Linked DNA regions of Homo sapiens: region 1 is linked to region 2. A link is a contact called in ENCODE Hi-C data. All regions are on one chromosome and are shown on one strand. Each heading gives the region's core, a stretch centred on a gene start or an enhancer-like site at or near the end of the contact. The rest is flanking DNA. Distances are from core to core; before and after follow the strand shown. Region 1 holds the start of POLE2 (DNA polymerase epsilon 2, accessory subunit). Region 2 holds the start of TOGARAM1 (TOG array regulator of axonemal microtubules 1).

What was found. A loop is a pair of places that touch in the nucleus more often than their neighbours do. Pooled maps may share reads with other maps.
Region 1: a loop to region 2 is called in a pooled map, with 7 times the contacts of the local background. The contact joins the promoter of POLE2 here to the promoter of TOGARAM1 in region 2. A Hi-C loop is called at or near these places in 9 of 50 pooled maps.

What each region holds. Positions count from the first base shown.
Region 1 is chr14:49,685,264-49,689,893 of GRCh38, reverse strand. POLE2 (DNA polymerase epsilon 2, accessory subunit) reads left to right here and starts at 1,680. Exons shown (of 19, transcript NM_002692.4): 1 at 1,680-1,758. The coding sequence starts at 1,691. RefSeq lists a silencer at 1,568-1,617 and enhancers at 922-1,681, 1,682-2,443.
Region 2 is chr14:44,960,940-44,965,341 of GRCh38, reverse strand. TOGARAM1 (TOG array regulator of axonemal microtubules 1) reads right to left here and starts at 3,152. Exons shown (of 20, transcript NM_001308120.2): 1 at 875-3,152. The coding sequence starts at 2,920. KLHL28 (kelch like family member 28) reads left to right here and starts at 3,395. Exons shown (of 5, transcript NM_017658.5): 1 at 3,395-3,496. RefSeq lists enhancers at 2,695-3,209, 2,859-3,668, 3,210-3,724, 4,239-4,328.

The sequences.
Region 1 (4,630 bases), core at 431-2,930, 4.7 Mb before region 2:
CAATTTTAAGCTCACCTTTTTATTTTCTATTTTTTGAATATGTAAAACATGCACATGGATTAAAAGTCTCACTGTAAAGAAAGTTTTCACTTTCATCCCTATCCCCTCACCCCTTTGTAGTTAACCATTTTTGTGGTCTCTGATTTAACCTTCCAGAGTTGTTTTGTTGTTGTTGTTGCTGTTGTTTTGAGACAGAGTCTCACTCTTGTTGCCTAGGCTGGAGTGTAATGGCCCCATCTCGGCTCACCGCAACCTCTGTCTCCCGGGTTCAGACAATTCTCCTGCCTCAGCCTCCCGAGTAGCTGGGATTACAGGCATGCGCCACCATGCCTGGCTAATTTTTTTGTATTTTTGTAGAGACGGGGTTTCTCCATGTTGGTCAGGCTGGTCTCGAACTCCTGACCTCAGATGATCCGCCCACCTCGGCCTCCCAAAGTGCTGGGATTACAGGCGTGAACCACTGCGCCCGGCTTTTTTTGTTTTTGAGACAGAGCCTTGCTTTGTTGCCCAGGCTGGAGTGGTGGCACGATCTCGGCTCACTGCACCCTCCGCCTCCGAGGCTCAAGAGATTCTCCTGCCTCAACCTCCCCAGGAGCTGGGATTACAGGCGCGCGCCACCACGCCTGGCTAATTTTTTTTTTTTTTTTTTTTTTTTGGTAGAGACGGGGTTTCACCATGTTGGCCCGGCTGTTCTCGAACTCTTGGCCTCAAGTGATCTGCCAGCATCGGCCTCCCAAAGTTCTGGGATTACAGATGTGAGCCACCGCGCCCGGGCCCAGAGGTTTTTAAAATGCAAAAACAAATACATATACTTTTGTTTCCCTTCCTTCATTAAACTTCGCTTTTTTTTAAAAAAGAAAAAAACCCGTATACGTTGGAGGTCACTTTATATTGGTACTGTGAAATCATCCTCCTGTTTTATAAGCCGCGTGTTTACTTATAAGCACTCCACGGGTTAGTCAACTCATTGGAGCAAGCGTTTTGAAGTGTGGCAGATTGACAGTCCACCTGAAATCAGAATAACTGAGTTCAAATCCTGACTACACCATTTAACTCGTCGTTTCATCTTGAGCAAGTCCTTTACCATTTTTGTGTCTCAGTTTTCTCATCTGTAAAATGAGGCTGTTGTGGAAAAGACAGTAGACAGCTCACTGGGCTGTCATGAGCAACACATGAATTCACACATTTAAAGTGCTTATGACAGTGCATGGCGCATACGAAGCCCTCAAGTTAAATAAAAATCGGGGTAGGTGGGAGCGATGGAGATTTATAACAGCTTCCGGTAAATGTCGAGGCACAGTATTTCCAGAGCTTGTGCGAAGTAGGGAACCCAACAGCTCTCATGGCCTCGAAAGAAGGGGGATCCTGTGTCCGGGAAGCTCGGCCGCAGTCCTGCAATGTCTAGGGCAGCGGTGAGAGCGCTGTGGCTGGCTCAACGCAGCCCGACACCAGGGAAGACGCTCTGGCCCTCAGTTTCCCGGCAGCAAAGGAGCGCGAGGTGGTCTCCACTTTCAGCCTACTCGGTCCGGGGTTGCGAACTGTAAGGTCTGAGTTGCTGCGGCGCAGGCAGCGGAGACCAAGCAGGGATCTTAACAGGGTTTAGCGCCACGCGGGCCAGGGCCGAGGCCGGAGCTGGGAGGGGCGCGCCCGGGAAGGGGCGGAGCTGCGGCGGTGGCGCCAAATCGCAAATATGGCGCCGGAGCGGCTGCGGAGCCGGGCGCTCTCCGCCTTCAAGTTGCGGGGCTTGCTGCTCCGTGGGTGAGTGGGCTCGGGCAGCTTGAAGGGCGAGAGGGAAGAGCTGGGGCCCGTCTGCCTGGTGCGGCAGCGGGACGCACCGCGGCGGCTCCCCGCGCGCCGAGAGGGGGCTTGACCTTAAATTTCAGAGTTCTAAGAAGCGGTCGGGCGCGGTGGCTCACGCTTGTAATCCCAGCACTTTGGGAGGTCGAGGCGGGCGGATCACGAGGTCAGGAGATCGAGACCATCCTGGCCAACATGGTGAAGCCCCGTCTCTACTAAAAATACAAAAATTAGCTGGGCGTGGTGGCGCGCGCTTGTAGTCCCAGTTAGTTGGGAGGCTGAGGCAGGAGAATCGCTTGAACCCGGGAGGAGGAGGTTGCGGTGAGCCGATATCGTGCCACTCTACTCCATCCTGGCGACAGAGAGAGACTCCATTAAAAAAAAGTTCTAAGAAGCGAGGTGGATCTTGAGGCTGCCGTGCCTTCTTTGGTTTCCCCGACCCATGCGAGGAGTTTAATGTTTCTTCTAGGCGGGCCGAGGCTCTTCTGCACATGTCAAACTGAGCCCGAGAAGCTGCAACCTATCTATGGCAGCCGGTTATCAACATTGTGACCTGGACAGCTCTCAGGCTCCCGGGAAGGTTGCTGAGACATAAGATGAGAGACCCGAGAAAGCCCACTTGCACGTCTGCAGTTGCCAATTTATGTGAAAGTCAGGTTTCCTGGGCATATCCGTGTTTTTGAGGACCTATAGAACATATGAACCTTCCCAAGATTTCTCTCATTAAATCTGCTCCGTGTTTTAGAGTTCTATATGTACGTGTGTGTGTGTGTGTGTGTGTGTGTGTGTGTGTGTGGTGTGTGTGTATATATATATATGTATTTTTTTTTTTTTGAGTCATGGTCTCACTCTCGCCCAAGCTGGAGGGCAGTGATGCGAACTTGACTTACTGCAGCCTCAACCTCCTGGGCTGAAGTAGCTGGGACTGCAGGCATGGGCCACCATACCTGGCTGATTTTTTGTTGTTGTATGTTTTTTAGAGACGGGGTCTGGCTATGTTGCCCAGGCTGGTCTTGAACTCCTGGGCTCAAGTAGTCCTCGCGCCGTGGCCTCCCAGAATGCTGGAATTACAGGCGTGAACCACTGCGCCTGACCTAGAACACAATATTTTATACATATTGAAATACCTGCTGGATTGGATATACCTCTCTGTATCAGTTTTTATTGCTTTTGTGTGTGTAGATTTTTGGTTGGTTTTGTGAGTTTTATGGGACTTTTAACTGTGCTTTGGGAGATGCCTTGGGAGAAAATAATGAATTTTGTTCAATTGGTCCTTGACATTTTGAAAGCATGAGGAACTGATGAATTAACTTTCTTTTCGCTTAGAATTTGACCTAATATTAAGCTTTTGTTCATTAATTATTTCAGTCATAAGTATACTTAAATCTGTTAGCTGCAAAGCACCGTGCTGGGGTAAGGGGGTGCAATAGAGAGCAAGAGCTTTGTAGGGGGCAGATAATGTATTCTATTGCTGCGTGACAAATTACCCCACAATTTAAAGGCTAAAACAGTACACATTATCTCAAATTTTCTGTGGGTTAGGAATTCAGGTGTGGCTTAGTTGGGTCCTCAACTTCAGGGTCTTTTCACAAGGTTGCAGTCAAGATGGATCATCTCAAATGTTGTCCAGACAGCATTCGCTTCAAGCTCATTCAGTTGTTGGCAGGATTCAGTTCCTGATTGCCTGGCAGGCTGTTGGCTGGAGGCTATCCTCAGTCCCTTGCCATGTGTGCCCCCAACATGGCTTCATCAAGAGAGAGAGTCTTCTAGTAACTCTGAGGCAACCTAATCAAGGAGGTGACATCTTGTTATTTTTAAATTTTTTTTACTTTTAAATTTTACTTTCAAAATTATAATACAGTAAGTTATTCTATCCCTTTTGCTATATTCTATTTTTAGAAACAAGTTACTAGGTCCAGCCCACACTTAAGGGCAGGGGATTACATAGGTGTAACTACCAGGAGTAATGGATTATTAGGGGCCATCTTAGAAGTCTGTCTACCATGGATATTAAATGACTATTTTACAGCTATTTAATCTCAATTGTGAAAGGGATTCCAGGAAAGAAGGGCTATGAGAGTTTATGATAAGGTGTATAAACTGCCCTAGAGTCAAGGAAGAACTTCACTGCAGAAGTGGTTTGGGCTGACTTAAAGAATGAGCAGGACTTGGCTGGGCGCAGTGGCTCACGCCTGTAATCCCAGCACTTTGGGAGGCTGAGGTGGGCGGATCACGAGGTCAGGAATTCGAGACCGGCCTGACCAACATGATGAAACCCTGTCTCTACTAAAAATACAAAAAAAAAAACCAACCAGCCAGACGTGGTGATGTGCACCTGTAACCCCAGCTACTCAGGAGGCTGAGGCAAGAGAATCGCTTGAACCCGGGAGGTGAAGGTTGCAGTGAGCCAAGATTACGCCACTGCACTTCAGCCTGGGTAAGAGAGCGAGACTCCATCTCAAAAAAGAAAGAAAGAAAAAAAAGAAAGAACAGGACCTGACTAGGTGGAGAGAAGAGTGGGAGGAAATGGCCATATAAAGACCCTAAAGCAGGAGAGTGCCAGGAAGGCCAGGGACATGGTATGAGCTTAATGGGATTTGGCAGGGGCAAGATTCTGTATGGCTTTACAGGCTTTGGTCTATGCTAAGAACTGTCCCAAGATGCAACCAAAATGTATATGATTTTAGGGACTCAGTGGTCAAATATTTATGGACCACCTTCAAGTGTATTTAGAACTCTGTGGAAGGATGGCACAGAGTTCTAAGTTACAGTTTTAAAGTTATCTATAATTCAGTTCTCAGTTATCTATAATAAATTTGAGAGATGCAACACC
Region 2 (4,402 bases), core at 1,903-4,402:
GAAATATAAAACACTTTTGGAGACAATTTGGGAAATTTAAATACAGGCTGTCTGTTACATATTATTGAATTACTACTGATAGTCTTAGGTGCAATAATGATTTATGGTTATAAAAGAAGAATGTCATTCTTAGGAGATATATGCCGAGATATTTAGGAGTGAAATCTCAAGATATCCACAATTTACTTTCAAATGGTTCAGCAAATATGGAGGAAATATGTCAAGATGTTACAACTGGTAAATATAGATGAAGTATATGGGTATTCATTGTACTCTTACCTATAGATTTGGAATTTTTTAAATAAAAGCTTTGGGGGGAAAATCTCAGTTCAAATGTTGTATCTTCTGTGGAGGCTTTTTCTTTTTCCTTTTTTTTTTTTTTTTTTTTTTACTTTTCTAGTGGAATTAGTTTTTCTGTCTTCAGTATTCCTGCAGGACTCTTTATATTTCTACTTTAGCACTTAACGAATTTGTTAACTGCTAATTCCCAGGTCTGACCTTTTTCCTATACTGTGTGAAACTGGCCTCATCTTCATTCCCAGAATTTAGCTCTTTATCTGGCACGTACTAGGTATTCAATGTTTGTTGTATGAATGAGATAAACTGACATGCTACAGTAACTAAAACTGAATCTTGGTATTGTCTATATCACATGTGTCTCAAATTTAATTAAATCTATCAAGCAGGAAGCCTATTAAATGGTCCTTTGTGATCTGTACCATTATAATGAGTACCAACATTCAGATGGATTTAAAATCAATTTAAAACAAAGCATAACATGTTTCCCTCAAGCAGGCTGACCCTTAAGTCATCACGGGCATATTTTCATTTAAATTCTTCACACTTTCGACTCAAGAAAATTAGAGAAGCATACCTGCTCTATATCCTTGGAAGTGGAGGTCTGGTTTTCTCCCATGATTCCAGGTTGCTCATTTTCCCATGGTAATTTATTTTTTCCTTTTCCTGCACTTAATACCCTTCGGGTACAGATAGTTGGGCTGTAAGATCCATAAATGTGCATGCTATCCCTCACGTGGTCACCACAGTGACAGTGTGCACTCTGAGTTCTGTTACCAGCCAAAAGCCAGTCCGTATCTGCTCCATGTGCCAAATGGTTTGACCTACCCCCGGCAGAAGATGGCATCAGTACTGCATATTCCACAAATCCCTGCTCTGTGAGCCTTGGTAAGGTTTTCCTAGCCAATCTGGCCTGCACAGCATTCATCACTCCATCTCCATTATCTTGCAGTTCAACTGTATCCACAGCTTTAAAAAGGATGCTGGTTTTACCTGAGCCCATTGATGATGCCAATACGGCAAAAGCTTCTAAAGCTGCTTGGCGTACCCTGCGTTTGCTATCTACAAGAGCTGGGGCAAGATCAAAGGACAGTTTGGGCAAGTCAAAATCCTCACTAGGATAGGTCAGCAGGGAGCAGATGCAAATGTTCACCACCTCCTCTCTCACTCTGGAATGCTTATGTTTGAGATGTTCCAGGAGTAAACAAAGCACCTGCTGAGGTCCTACTTCCTTCATTAGCTTGAGGAAGATTTTCATGTATTCTTGTTTGATCACCAACTTGTTGTCCGCCAGCACTTTGACAGAAGCTGCTATAACTGGTCCCAAGAACTGCTGTACCTGCTCTCCAAGGCGAATAACCAGTAAATGCAGGACTTCAAGTGTGCCATGCACCACTTTGAAGTTAGAATCGTCTAACAAATTATATAGCAAACTAATGAAGCCAACAAGACTAGAATGAGGAGTAGAACTAGGGTTAAATTTTCCCAGCACCTGCTTTAGTTCTTCGACGGCCTGGGTCCGGTTCTTATAGTCTTCCTGATCCAATAATCGTGAATGCAGCTCCTGAGGAATAATCCCAAATTTAAGATTGCTGTTGGAAAGAGTCACTGCACAGGGAAGGGGATCTTCAGGAAATCCAGAGGCTTCAAGTTCCAAATAATAAGGAACCTGACTTCCAAACTGGGACTCCAGGCGGCGATTGTAGTGTCTCCTCAGGGCAGAGGGCAGACGAGAAATGTAAGATTGAAACCTGTCTTGGCCAAGTCGCTCCCCAATTTGTTGAAGTGCGGAGAAAGCTGTCTCAGATTCTTCTTCTGTCTCCTGATCACCAAGCTTTCGGGCTAGGGATATTATCACCTCGGTGAGATCCAGACCAAGCAACAAGTCCTCAGTAGTAAGCAAGATGGGAAGCAGTAGTGCTGTGGAAGCTCTAAGTCGGGCATCGGTACTTTCCAGTCCTTGTTGTATAAGCGTTCTCAGCACCTCTCCAGGACTACGTTTCAGACATATATGAAGGATCTGCAGCGCATCTTTCCGCAGGGCTGGATTCTCTTCCCGTAACGAGACAACTAGTTGAGGCAAAAGTGCTAAGCTAAAGGCCTCTTCAAGCTGGCCTGCCTCCCCCTGACCCCGGAGAACGTCCGAGAGAAGTTGCAAGCAGAGCCGCTTCTCATCACTACCTCCTTCCACAAGCACTCGGCCCAGTGCCCGATACAAAGCTTCCTTGCGTCGGGGGAAGCCAAGTCGACCGCCCCGCCGCGGCAAAGCAGCTTGCAAAGCCTGGAAGGCCTCAGAAGGATCCCGGGCAGTGCGGAGGAGTTGAAGGAGCCGAGTGTCCTCTTCATCTCCCCCTGACAAACCGCCTCCAGACTCAGACCAGCTGCTTGAGACTGCCTCCGAGGGCATCAAGAGGGCCGAGGCCAGAGGCGAAGTTGTAGTGGGGCAGGAACCGTGGTCCCCCGCAGCTCCACGGAAGTAGTAGTTTTTCTCTCCTCTCATAATGCCCCCAACTCGACTATCATCGGTCTCTGGGGCGGAAGGACGACTGCGGCTCTGGAGCCGATAGGTAGAGAGGACTGGAAAGGGCGGCAGCAGAAGCAGCGCGGAGGGGGCAGCCGCCATGCAGGGTTGTCAGGTGGTGGTGGTTGGAAGAAACCATTGCCGTCTCCAAAGGGCTCGATGGAGCCCAGACTTCCAGATCCTCTCCAAGCCCCAAGCTGCAGAAGAGGCAAAAGAACAGCTTCAGCCTGCCGCCAGGCCGCCCCCAACTCCGGGAGGCAGCCTCTGGCAAAATGGCCCCCGTCTGAGCCCTAGACCCCACAGCTGCCACCGGGCGTAACCAAGGGCACCACGTGACCAAACCGATTGCTTCCATGGTGATGTACCCAGCGCGGACCTCTTGACCCGGAAATCCACTTGCCGTGATGAATGCTGGGTTATGTAGTCCACGTCAGGTGTTGAGACTAGGCCAAAGTCTCCTGGAAGAGGAAGTCAGAACGTTGTAAACGCAGCTACAGCGGAGAAGGGAGGAGGGGTGAAGCCATTTGACGGATGTGACGCTTTCCTTGCTCTGGGCGGAAGTTGCCCGCCCCACCCGTAAGAGTTAGGGTTTGACCGGAGCTAGTGAGGATCCAGCCCAGGCTCCAGTTGTCCGCGGTTCCTCCTCCTGTCGCTGCCCGTGTGATTACTGAGACTCAGGTATTTTCCTTTTGCTGTCCTCCAGCGGTGCAGGCTTTGGCAGTGTTTTGCCCGAATGCCACTGGTGCTAGAGTAAGAGGCAAAGGACTGAGCGGAGCAGGTGGAAAGAGAGGCGACATCTTCTTGTGCAGGGCTCGTCACCCTTGTAAACGCGTTACTCTCTACCACCCTGAGTAACTGCGATCCTTTCCTCTTGCCATCTGCTTATCAGGACAGAAGATCTGGACCACGGCCAAGCTCACAAATCGGGTATTTTTTTTCAATTCCTGGTCTTTGGGGCCTTTATTCGCCTCCCCCTTCTCCTTTTGTCGACTTCTCTTAACCCTCCGGCCGCAGAGGGTTAATTTTTTTTTGTTTTTGTTTGTTTGTTTTTGGCAACGTTTCCTTACCCTCATCACTTTGCGTTTTCTTTACAACGTACATAATATGGAAATAGGTCTGTTTTTTTCCCCCTGTAGCTAACCGCCTCTCCCTTAGACGTTATCAAAATCTTTCCTTCTAATGCAGTTCCTCTGTGGGACTCTCCCCTAACCTCCGCCCCCTCCGTCTGCCGCCCTAGCCTCCCTGCAGGATCCTCAAGCGTCTCTGCAGCCTTTCAGTCTCCTAGAGACAGAGATTGCGAAGACAATTTCACTTGCGGTGGAAGTTCTTGGCATCATGGTTCTAAGAGAATTCTGCCTTGTGGATTTAGGAATGATAGTAGACATTTATTTATTTTAGGCGAACTGAGAATTTTGTGTGCATTTTCTCCTCATAAGTGATACTTAAACGGACACAGTGGAAGAGCTGGAGTGTCTAGTGTGAGCCTGAATGCTTTGGAGTGTGGAAGAGATATTTTTTTTTTTTGAAGGAATAATACTATTACTTTTGAATGACTCGTGCGAAAAGTCTAAGTTATCATTTGAA